2 separate regions of the Homo sapiens genome follow, and region 1 is linked to region 2. A link is an interaction called in ENCODE POLR2A ChIA-PET data of the cell type or tissue named here. Cell type or tissue: GM12878. All regions are shown on one strand. Each heading gives the region's core, and the rest is flanking DNA. Links, peaks and the distances in the headings are about the cores only.

The links. Peaks named below come from ENCODE experiments on the same cell type or tissue, not always from the same donor. Only the 100,000 strongest peaks of a DNase experiment are listed, where the experiment ranks them.
Region 1: POLR2A ChIA-PET joins it to region 2 with 7 read pairs; 7 of 35 experiments call an interaction of 5 or more read pairs at or near these places.

The regions. Positions count from the first base shown.
Region 1 is chr1:155,551,296-155,559,365 of GRCh38, forward strand. The region is part of intron 1 of ASH1L (ASH1 like histone lysine methyltransferase); the gene reads right to left. Among named protein-coding and RNA genes, the nearest start is that of ASH1L-AS1, 6.7 kb to the right of the region's middle. In GM12878, for the core only: no CTCF peak of the experiment used is centred there; no DNase peak of the experiment used is centred there; H3K4me3 peaks cover 87 bases.
Region 2 is chr1:155,464,484-155,469,483 of GRCh38, forward strand. All of the region lies in intron 3 of ASH1L (ASH1 like histone lysine methyltransferase), which reads right to left. Among named protein-coding and RNA genes, the nearest start is that of ASH1L-AS1, 95 kb to the right of the region's middle. In GM12878, for the core only: no CTCF peak of the experiment used is centred there; DNase peaks (open chromatin) are centred at 1,984 and 2,228; H3K27ac peaks cover 2,358 bases.

The sequences.
Region 1 (8,070 bases), core at 2,758-7,757, 90 kb after region 2:
CACATAATTGATTCACTTTAGCAGAAAAATAATCATATACCAGGAATTTCTTCAGGAATCTTGAGTCTATCTTAAGAATCTACGGCCGGGCGCAGTGGCTCACGCCTGTAATCCCAGCACTTTGGGAGGCCGAGGCGGGCGGATCACGAGGTCAGGAGATCGAGACCATCCCGGCTAAAACGGTGAAACCCCGTCTCTACTAAAAATACAAAAAATTAGCCGGGCGTAGTGGCGGGCGCCTGTAGTCCCAGCTACTTGGGAGGCTGAGGCAGGAGAATGGCGTGAACCCGGGAGGCGGAGCTTGCAGTGAGCCGAGATCCCGCCACTGCACTCCAGCCTGGGCGACAGAGCGAGACTCCGTCTCAAAAAAAAAAAAAAAAAAGAATCTTGCAGGCCAGGAGTGTTGGCTCACACCTGTAATCCCAGCACTTTGGGAGGCTAAGACAGGTGGATCACAAGGTCAAGAATTTAAGACCAGCCTGGCCAACATGGTGAAACCCCGTCTCTACTAAAGATAAAAAAAAAAAAAAATTAGCCGGGCGTGGTGGCGGGCGCCTGTAATCCCAGTGACTTGGGAGGCTGAAGCAGGAGAATCACTTGAACCTGGGAGGCAGAGATTGCAGTGAGCCGAGATCATGCCATTGCACTCCAGCCTGGGCGAAAGGTTGAGACTCCGTGTCAAAAAAGAAAAAGAATCTTGCTTGAACAACACGTAATATACTGGCTAACAGTATGTTATATCAGTACTAAAAGATCTATATCGAAAAAAGAAAATGCCCAAATTATTAAGTCCTAAGACAGCAAAGCAGGGATCTTGTTTTGTCCATCACTGTATCCCAGTACCTAGAATAGTGCCTGGCACATAGTAAGCACTAAATAAATATATGAAGGCCGGGCACAGTGGCTCACGCCTGTAATCCCAGCACTTTGGGAGGCCAAAGCAGGAGGATTACCTGAGGTAGGAGTTCAAGACCAGCCTGGCCAACATGGTGAAACCCCGTCTCTACTAAAAATACAAAAATTAGCCGAGCGTGGTGGCGCATGCCTGTAATTCCAGCTACTCGGGAGGCTGAGGCAGGAGAATTGCTTGAGCCCAGGAGACGGAGTTTGCAGTGAGCCGAGATCGCGCCACTGCACTCCAGCCTAGCCGACAAGAGTGAGACTCTGTCTCAAAAAAAACAAAAAGAAGTTTTGATAGAAACTACAACAGGGTGGTGTCATGCACTGGTAGTCCCAGCTACTCAGGAGACTGAAACAGGAGAACGGCGTGAACCCGGGAGGCAGAGCTTGCAGTGAGCCGAGATCGCACCACTGCACTCCAGCATGGACAACAGAGCGAGACCCTGACTCAAAAAGAAAAAGCCAAACACGAAAACCTAGGCTAAAATGAAGAGGGAAAATACGAAATTGGAATTCACATGTGAGAAAAGATAAATAGTATGCTAAAAATTGAAAATGGAAAAAATATGTATACAAATAAGGACATTGCTTATATACACTTCAAAAGTGTATTTTACATATTCTTACCTATGAGGGAAGTAATCTGCTTTGCTATATTCTTTTTTGGAAATGAAGAAAATAAATAACTAAAATAATAACAAATACACATTATTTGCTTGCTGCATGGCACACATTATGCTAAACACATTATACATATCATCTCGTAGAATCCGCCAACTCTATGCTATAAATATTATCATTACTATATCACCATATTTTACAGTCAAGGAAACCAAAGATTGTAAGTATTTTGCTCAAAATTACAGTCAATAAGTTAGCAAAACTCAGATCTGAGCCTAATCAATCTGATTTCAGAGTCTATGATCTTAATGACTATTTGGGATTTTCAACAAATTGAGGGGAAATATACCAATGCAGATGCTGAGAGATTCATTCATTATTAAGACAACTAATTATACATTTTTAGATCTGGCTAGATACTTATTATAATCAAGGCCTGATTAACTAGAATGCTGAGTGGGTTACATTCTAGTAAAAATTTTCTGAGTAACTAAAATATAACCAAATATTTTATTGACATTAATCTTTGCTAGAAATTACTTTTATAACAATAGTTTTTTGTCTAAGAAAAGTATTTTGAACATATTTCCATCTTTATTTGATAGAAGATATCTAATTACAAAGGCCAACCTTATATAGCACTGAAGACACAGGAAATCATAAGAGAATGGGTTGAAAATTTACCGATCCAAATTACAGTGCACTCATCCTGCTGTGTCATACGTTCATACGTTTGCAGATGATCTCCCTCTACCTAGAACGCCCTCTCTTAAGTCTGAATGTCTCACACTTATCCTTTAAAGCCTGGCTCTTCCCACTTGTAGGAAGCCACCCTAACCTTTCCTTTCTCACCACAGATTGAATAACTTCCCCACCTTGGACAAAAACATTACATAGTATGTATCGTAGTATGTTTGTTAACATAGGCAAATGTATTACATAATATTACTGTAATATGTTTGTTAACATGCTCCTCCTATTAGAATTTTTTTTTTTTTTTGAGATGAAATCTCACTGTCACCCAGGCAGGAGTGCAGTGGCAAGATCTCGGCTCACCGCAACCTCTACCACCCAGGTTCAAGCAATTCTACTGCCACAGCCTCCCGAGTAGCTGGGACTACAGGCGTGTGCCACTACGCCTGGCTAATTTTTGTATTTTTAGTGGAGATGGGGTTTCACCATGTTGGCCAGGCTGGTCTCGAACTCCTGACCTCGTGATCTGCCCACCTCAGCCACTCAAAGTGTAAGCCACTGCGCCCGGCCCGAGTTTTTTTTTTTTTCCTTTAGAGACAGGGTCTCACTCTGTCACACAGGCTGGAGTAGAGTGGTGCGATTACAGTTTACTGCAGCCTCAATCTCCCAGGCTCAAGTGATTCTCTCACCTCAGCCTCCCAAGTAGCTGGGACCACAGGTGGATGCCACCACACTTGGCGAATTTTTTTTTTTTAATTTATGTATTTACTTTTTGTTTTGGAGACGGAGTTTCACTCTTCTTGCCCAGGCTGGAGTGCAATGGCACAATCTCGGCTCACTGCAACCTCTGCCTCTCGGGTTCAAGCGATTCTCCTGCCTCAGCCTCCCGAGTAGCTGGGATTAAAGGCGTGTGCCCCCACACAGGGCTAATTTTGTATTTTTAGTAGAGATGGGATTTCTCCATGTTGGTCAGGCTGGTCTCAAACTCCCAATCTCAGGTGATCCACCCGCCTCGTCCTCCCAAAGTGCTGGGATTACAGGCGTGAGCCACCATGCCCAGCCTGAATTTTTTATTTTTTTAGTAACCAGGTCTCCTTATGTTGCCCCCAGGCTGGTCTTAAACTCCTGGGCTCAAGCAATCCTCCTGCCTTGGCCTCCCACAGAGCTAGGATTACATCTGAGATTTAAAAAACAAAAACAAAAACAAAAAAAAACACTGTATGTCTTTTCCCCACACCTAAGCACAGAAATGGGTATGGTGGAAGCACTGGAAAAATGTTAGTCAGTGGAGTGAGGAATGAATGAATACAAAACAAACAAATGAATGGCTTGTTAAAGTAAATTAAACTCAGCTGGGTGTGGTGGCTCACACCTGTAATCGCAGCACTTTGGGAGGCTGAAGCGGGCAGATCACCTGAAGGTCAGAAGTTAGAGATCAGCCTGGCCAACATGGTGAAACCCCATCTCTACTAAAAATACAAAAATTTGCCGGGCATGGTGGCATACACCAGTAGTCCCAGCTACTCAGGAGGCTCAAACAGGAGAATCGCTTGAACTCAGGAGGAAGAGGTGCAGTGAGCCGAGATCGTGCCACTACACTTCAGCTTTGGGGACAGAGTGAGAAACCGTCTCAAAAAAAAAAAAAAAAAGAATTAAAGTCTGACCTACAGTTATTTGACTTTCTTCCTCTTAAAATTAAACACACAGGCCAGTGCAGTGGCTCACACCTGTAATGCCAACAGTTTGGGAGGCCGATGCGGGCTGATCACTTGAGGTCAAGAGTTCAAGATCAGCCTGGCCAACATGGTGAAACCCGGTCTCTACTAAAAACACGAAAATTCACTGGGCATGGTGGCTCGCACCTGTAGTCCAAGCTACTCAGGAGGCTGAGGCAGGAGAATCACTTGAACCCAGGAGGCAGAGGTTGCAGTGAGCCGAGATTGCGCCACTGCACTCCAGCCTGGGCAACAGAGTGAGACTCTGTCTCAAAAAAAAAAAAAAAAAAAAAATGGAAAACAAAAAAATGAAAATCTAGGGACTAAAAACTAGACATTTTTTAGCATCTTGTCGCTATGACTAAAAAACTGTAAGAAACCCTTTGTTTCTCTCTTGTGCATTTGAAAAAAGCTGATAAGCTATTCTGAATAGCATAGGAACTGTTCTAAATGTTCAATGCAAACATCGAAAAGCAATGATGTGAACTATTTACCTCATTTCTTCTTAGCTGGCACAGGGAATTCCCTACTGATAAGTAATATGGATTAGAAGTAGATGGTGTAAGTAGTTTAGTTCCAACTATGATCAGATACTTAAAAGTTATATAAACCTAACTATGAAGGAGTAATTCCTCACTTAACAGTGAAAAGAATTTTTAAATACTTAAGTATTTATGGATGAAATTATACAATAACTGGAAGATCTGCTTTAAAATAAGCAAGAGGGGAAGGAGGGACAGGGGCTGGTAGATGTGGAAACAGTGTGTTAACTGTGTTGATAACTGCTGAAGCTGGATGTTGAGTACATGAAGGCTCATTATACTATTCTCTTTATTTCTATATATGTTTGCAATTTGCCACATTAAAGAAATAAAAAGCTGACTGGGCATTGTGGCTCACATTTCTCAGCACTTTGGGAGGCCAAGGTGGGAGGACCACATGAGTCCAAGAGTTCAAGACCATCCTGGGCAACACAGTAAGACTCTACCTGTACATAAAATTTAAAAATTAACCAGATGTGGTGGCACATACATGTGGTGGCACATACCTGTGGTCCCAAACACTTGAGTGGCTAAAGTGGGAGGATCAACTGAGCCTGGGAATTCAAGTTCAGTCTGGGCAACACAGCCAGACCCCAGCTGTAAAAAATTATAAATATAAATATACATATATATACGTGTGTGTGTGTGTGTGTGTGTGTGTGTGTGTGTGTGTATGTGTATATATATATATTTTTTGAGACAGAGTTTCACTCTGTCACCCAGGCTGGAGTGCAGTGGCGTGATCTCAGCTCACTGCAACCTCCACCTCCCAGGTTCAACTGATTCTTCTGCCTTAGCCTCCCGAGTAGCTGGGACTACAGGCACATGCCACCTGCGCCTAATTTTTTATATTTTTAGTAGAGACGGGGTTTCACCACGTTAGCCAGGATGGTCTCGAACTCCTGACCTCGTGATCTGCCCACCTCGGCCTCCCAAAGTGCTGGGATGACAGGTGTGAGCCACTGCACCTGGCCAAAAATATTTTTAAATGAACAAAATTGCCCAGGTGTGGTAGCTCATGCCTATAATTCCAGCAATTTGGGAGTCTGAAGAGGGAGGACTGCTGAAGTTCGAGACCAGTGGGGGCAACACGGTGAGACTCCATCGCTACAAAAAAATTAAAAATTAGCCAGGCGTGGTGGCATGTGCCTGTAATCCCAGTTACTTGGGACAATGGAAGGACTGCTTGAGCCCAAGAGGTAGAGCATGCAGTAAGTTATGCTCGTACCACGGCACCCTAGCCTGGGTGACATAGTAAGACCCTGTCTCAAAAAAATTTTTTTAATTAGATGGAAAAAAGTATACAACCTTGTCATCAACTTGTGTATGTCTGAGGGCAAATGACTAAAGACTATGAAAAGCAAATATAATACTACAATAAAAATTTCATAGATTTCCAAACATGAAAACTTAGCTGTTCAATGAAAAAATACAACTCTGAAATAGCAGTAAGATTATTGGTTAAATTTCTGTCATCACTAGAAGTCATTATTTTATTTATTTATTTTTTTTTTGAGACAGAGTCTCGCTCTGTCACCCAGGCTGGAGTGCAGTGGCGCAGTCTTGGCTCACTGCAAGCTCCACCTCCCAGGTTCACACCATTCTCCTGCCTCAGCCTCCTGAGAAGCTGGGACTACAGGTGCCCATCACCATGCCCGGCTAATTTTGTTTTTTGGGTTTTTTTTTTGTATTTTTGGTAGAGACAGGGTTTCACCATGTTAGCCAGGATGGTCTCGTTCTCCTGACCTTGTGATCCGCCCACCTCGGCCTCCCAAAGTGCTGGGATTACAGGTGTGAGCCACCACGCCCGGCCTAGAAATCATTATTTTAAAGTTAATTTTGATAAATATCACATTCTGCCAATTACAGGCCTGATGAGGCAGTCACTAAAAAAGCGATTTCTAAAACGTGAAATATAAGACTATTATTAACTATGATGACAAGCAATAAGAAAATCTAGCCTCTTCATATGAAAAAATATAAATGAAAAAACACTAAAATTAATTTTAAGGAAAATGATAACAGAAACTAGCAGCATACCTCAAAACAAAACAAAAATGAACTAGTTGCATTTCCACCTCTTGCGGCACCCAGGTTTAAAATACTACATGCTGCTGAAAAGGCTGGCCTAAGCAGATCTCACAGCAGATTATAGTGAGGTTGTATACTACCTTTAAAAGACTCAGATCAATACACATTATTCAAATAGCAATACAAAGTTATTTTAAATGGAGACCACCACCACCACAATCTTACACATAGTAAGACTTCTCCACTGTGTGCTTCCACATTGTCTTGGGCAGAAATGAAGGTGGCCAATTCAATATTAATAAAGCATGGAGGAAGACTCAGAATAAAGACTCAAGTGGAATTGCTAATACTATAAAGACACAGTACCTAGCAAGTTATTAAGAAGTGATGTGCAGGTGCGGTGGCTCACACCTGTAATCCCAACACTTTGGGAGGCCGAGGCGGGTGGATCACCAGAGGTCAGGAGTTTGAGACCAGCCTGACCAACATGGCAAAACCCTGTCTTTACTAAAAATACATAAAAAATAGCCGGGCGTGGTGGCACACACCTGTAATCCCAGCTATTGGGGAGGCTGAGGCAGGAGAATCCCTTGAACCCAGGAGGCAGAGGTTGCAGCGAGCTGAGATCGCGCTGTTGCACTCTAGGCTGGACAACAAGAGCGAAACTCTCTCTCAAAAAAAAAAATTTAAAAAGTGATGTGCTGTATTCTATTTCACAATATAACTCAAGAGTAGAACATGAAAATCCTTTTCCTTTTTTTAAAGAGACAGTGTTTCACGCTATTGCCCAGGCTGGAGTGCAGTAGCACCACCATAGCTCACAGCAGCTTCCAACTCCTGGGTCAAGTAATTCCCCTGTCTCAGCCTCCAGAGTAGCTAGGACTGCAGGTGTTCATTCTAATTTTTTAACTTTCTGTAGAAATGGGGTCTTCCTATGTTGGCCAGGCTGGTATCAAACTCCTGGGCACAAGTGATCCTCCTGGCTCAGCCTCCCAAAGCACTGGGATCATAGGGATAACCCACTATGCCAGGCCCTAGGCCCCTTTTTCTTTTCTTTTTTTTTTTTTTTTGAGAGAGTCACTCTGTCGTCCAGGCTGGCGTACAGTGGTGGATCTCGGCTCACTGCAACCTCCACTTCAGGGATTCAAGAGATCCTCCTGCCTCAGCATCCCAACTGGCTGGGACTACCGGCACACACACCATGCCTGGCTAATTTTTGTACTTTTAGTAGAGACGGGGTTTTGCCACGTTGGCCAGGCTGGTCTCAAACTCCTGACCTCTGGTGAGCCACCCTCTTCAGCATCCCAAAGTGATTACAAGTGAGAGCCACCATGCCCAGCGACATCAAAACCTTTTTACATAAACGCACTGTAGAAATATATCCCAAAAGAAGGTAAGAAATATAAATGTTTGCCTTCTTCTCAAACCAATAGTTCCTTTATACAAAAACACCAGATGAGGCCGGGCGCGGTGGCTCACCCCTGTAATCTCAGCACTTTGGGAGGCCGAGGCGGGTGGATCATCTGTCAGGAGTTCCAGACCAGCCTGACCAACATGGAGAAACGCTG
Region 2 (5,000 bases), core at 1-5,000:
TAAATGCAGGAAGTAGAAATTATAGGCAAGCTGCAAAAAAAAAAAGTACCTAAATAAAATTGGATTTCAGAATAAATATAAGTAGATTATTAAGGGAAATAGTTTTTCTTCCGTTGGAAATAAAGGCCCTCATGTAAACAAGGCAGACTACTAGTAAAGAGGAAGACAGAAAAAGAGAATACCATAAATTGGAATAATACAGAGAAAATTAAGAATTAAAACCAAACTTGCAAATGTGAAGGAACCTTGGAAGTGATTTTAATTATAGACTCTCTGGATTTTATTTGGCCAGTATTTGATGAACTTTTGAAGATAAAGACAGGATTTACAGAAACATTTTTGCCAATTTAAACAAGAGGGGAAAGGTAGTGCTTTTACAGCAAAACTGTAAGATGAAATCAGGGATACAAACTGTCAAAGTTGAAAAAGTAAAAAAAGAACATAACTGGATCATAAAGAAATAAGATTATGAAAATCTTTATAATAAACAGAAAATGAGCAGAAACCAAGAACCTGTTTTCAAATTGATTTGCCACAAAAAATCTTGATTGACATTTCCACTGGAGGAACTAAAACAAACCAAAGATATAAAAGTAATGCTACTTTTACAGATGCCTGGGTGTGAAGACAGTAAAACAGGCAAAGATAGCAGAATAGATAAAATTCTCACTGATAATAGTGTCTGCAGTGGTGGAGGCATCCCAAAGAAATCATGAGAATAAAGATTCAACTAACTACTCATTGAAGCCCTGAGCATCCTAGCCTAGAAAAACAAGGAATTTCCCTGGTGCCAAATACAAATTAGCAAAAAAAAAAAAAAAAAAAAAAACAGTGAATTAAATCAATAGTTGGTTGGACAAAACATATGTTTCTTTAGCCTAAGTTCACTATTAAAGCTTTTATAACTTAATATAGTATGAATTTTAGTCACACTCTGGAGATCAACACTAAAGACACAAGTAACTAAGAAATCATTTATATGAGTGGAATGTTTGATGTTTGCAATGCTAGAAATATCTTTGGGTGAATTACAGAAAAATAAATTAAGTATGCTAATTTGGAAGAATGCTATGCAGTAGTCAGTTCTAAGATATTATCGATTTTAAAATAATTTACTTTAAAAGTTTCTAACACTGAAATTGTTCCTTCCCACCAAAATTAAATTGTTACAAAAGTTTAGTTTTAAAAAAGATTTCTCTTCTTTCATTATTTATAAGTCAAAGCTATTTGGGAATGTGTGTTAAACAACGACTGAACCAAAATTGGTTGTAATAAAAATGGCTACCATAGTAAAGGAATATGAACATAAAATATCAAACTATTTGAGAACTTCTGGTCAAGATTTTTTTTGTTCCCAGATTCAAGTTCTGAATCCTTTGGTATGGTTCACAGTTGATAGCCACCTTGGAACCTTCTTGTGAATGAGCTGAATGCTAAGGTAAAAGCTGGGTCCACAATAAAAACAGCTGTTTTCAATTGTGGGAAATACAGAAAGCAATACATTTTATCTGATGCACCAACTAAATGCACTACAAGAGAGTATGACTCAGAGCCTGTTCTGGCGATTTTTAAGCTATAAAGTCTGTTTTGGCCGGGCGCTGTGGCTCATGTCTGTAATCCCAGCACTTTGGAAGGCCGAGGCAGGCAGATCACGAGGTCAGGAGATTGAGACCATCTTGGCTAACACGGTGAAACCCCGTCTCTACTAAAAATACAAAAAATTAGCCAGGCGTGGTGGCGGGCACCTGTAGTCCCAGCTACTTGGGAGGCTGAGGCAGGAGAATGGCATGAACCCGGGAGGCAGAGCTTGCAGTAAGCCAAGATAGCACCACTGTACTCCAGCCTGGGCGACAGAGTGAGACCCCGTCTCAAAAAAACAAAACAAAACAAAACAAAACAAAAACTCTGTTTTTTTCTCTAACTAGGCTATTTTTCATAATGCCCAAATGACATCATTCACTGAAATGGAATTCTTCTGGAAATTCCCCTAACTGCACTAACCACACCACAAACAATTTTCTTTCATCTCTGTAGGTTCACACTTCCTTTATAGGCATATCTTTTTTCTATCATGTTTTAAATCTTTTTAAAATTGATACATAATAGTTGTACATATTTATTGGGTACATGTGATATTTTGTTACATGTATAGAATGTATAAGAATCAGGTCAGAGTATTTTGGGTATCCATCACCTTGCGTAGTTATGATTTCTGTGTCAGGAACATTTCAAGTCCTCTCTTCTAGCTATTTTTGAAAAACACAATATTGTGCTGTCACCTATAGTCACCCCACCCTGCTACTGAACATCTGAACTTATTCCTTCTAACTGTTGCATAGGTGTGTCTTATAAACAGCACTAGAGAAATTGTTTGAGATCAGTATATTCTGATCAAAGCTTATACTCTTCAGTTAAAGAGAAAACTCAGTATTCTTTGCTTCAATCTATATGCTTGTACAGTGAATATACTTTTTCCAAAAAAAAAAGGTTTAAGCCTCACTTATTCTTGGAGGACAAAATATTCATCATCACTGAATGCACCAAATAATGTATATAATTTACATGTAGTAAATCATTTATAATAATGTTCCATTGTCTGCTTGTTCTATGACTTGTAAGCTATAAATGCTAAATGAAAATACTCCATTCTACTGCTCTGCCAATTTTAGAATCCAGGTTTGTAAGTTCTGTCATGTGTAGCCAGCCATGAGTCACATATGCTGAAAAACAGGGATGAAATAACTGACATTCCAGGTCAGAAACTCTTGCTCATCCAAGTCAGAAACTCTTGCCCATGAGACCTATTTCATGTCTACCTAACATACATACATAAATTAAATAGAATCACTATCAGGATTGGGAGAAACCAGGAAACCTGGCCTTACTTAAGTGTGTAATTTTACTGTAATTTCACTTGCATCAAGCTGATTTTATAGCTGTTAGTCTGTACAGTACAGAACAGTATATGTTAGAAAAATAAGCTAACTACCATATGCACATAATTTATAAAAGTGATTATAGCTGTTATTCCTTTTAAGTCTTCATAAGATTTAATTTTACAGTGAATATACTTGTTTACTTTAAAAATGCTCAAAGTGATAAGTCAGTTTGATTCCCCATTTTTGAAACAAGGAGAGAAGGGTTAAATGCCTTGGTCCAAGCTACACATTCCAGTGTCCCTAATCTGGTTTCATTTATTTTTCCTGAAATTTATATCAACATGATTTATCAAATATGCCTGTTTTACCCCCAACCAACACTTATGAGGAATCCACTCAATACAAATAGTAAATAACCTTTATTTCTTATTTCATCAATTATCAGTTTGAGATATGTTTTACTTAACAATTTGTATTCTGCTGTATTAAAAAAACTCATTATTCTGGAATAAATTCAGATTTACATAAAAGTTACAAAGATAGTACAGAGAATACTCGTATGTCCTTTACCCAACATCCCCCAATGTTAACATCTTACATAACTACAGTACATTTGTCACAACCAAGAAATTAATATTGGAATAATACTATTAACAAAATTCCAGACTTTGTTTAGATTTAGCCAATTTTTTTCCACTCATGTCCTTTTTTCACTGTCAATCTGGGATATCACATTGTATTTAGTTGTCATGTCTCCTTAGTCTTCTCTGTTCTGTAAAAGCTTCTCAGACTTTCCTTGTTTTTTCAGGTCCTTGATACTTTTTAGTACTGGTCAAGTATTTGTAGAATGCCCTTTATTATTATTATTATTTTTTTTTTCTGCTTAGATTTAACACATTCTATCAGAGAGTACATGATATCACCATGCCTTATCATTGGTGAAGTTAACCTTGAACTTGGTTAAGGTGCTGTCTGCCAGGCCTCTTCACTGTAAAGTTACTGCTTTTCCCTCTTCATACTCTGTTCTTTAAAAGTCAGCAGTCCAGTCCATATTCAAGAAGAGGTAAATTAAGTTCCACCTCCTGAAAGTGTGTTCTACATATATTATTTGGAATTTTTCTGTAAGGAAGATTTGCTTCTTTTCTGCCAAGTATTTATTTAGTCAATCATTTATTTAAATCAACATGGATTTATAGATATTGACTTTATTTTTTAGGTTATAATCCAATCCTCTCATATTTATTTTGTTGCTCAAACTGTCCCAGCTTGGACCACTGGGAGACATTTCAGGATAATAATATCCTGAAGGTGATCAACAATATTGCAATACCTATTATACAGTAGGTAGTTTTGGGAGCATTTTAACATGATACCAAATGTAAAATGAATCTACCTTAAATTTATATATGGAAAAAATCAACTGAAGACCGAGAAGATCACTTAAAAATCATATGTAATTATGTATTTCTTAAACCTTTATACTTCAAAAAGCAACCTGACATCACAGATTGAGAAAATGTAATTACATCTTCAACAGAATGCTATAGAATAACAATGTCATTGTAAGGAAAAAGCAAATAATAAACCAGTCAGAAGTGCTACAAAAGAAAACACTGAGGAAAAAATAGCAAAATGTAAAGGTGTAAGAATTTTAATTGTCTGCATTTCCTAACTTCCATTCCTCAGCCTCCAGAAATCTAACATTTGCCACTATACAAATGGCTCTCAGACACAAGACAAACTAACCGCCAAAGCCAATCATCCACTTTCAGTACTTACCTAACCAATCTCCCATAACACTTGACACTCTTTTTTTTAATTAATTAATTTTTTTTTTTTGAGACGGAGTTTCTCTCCTTGCCCAGGCTGGAGTGCAATGGCGTGATCTCAGCTCACCACAACCTCCACTTCCCAGGTTCAAGCAATTCTCCTGCCTCAGCCTCCTGAATAGCTGGGATTATAGGCATGTGCCACCACGTCCGGCTATTATTTGTATTTTTAGTAGAGATGGGGTTTCGTCATGTTGGTAAGGCTGGCCTTGAACTCCCGACCTCAGGTGATCTGCCCGCCTCAGCCTCCCAAAGTTCTGGGATTACAGGCGTGAGCCACCACGTCCACCCA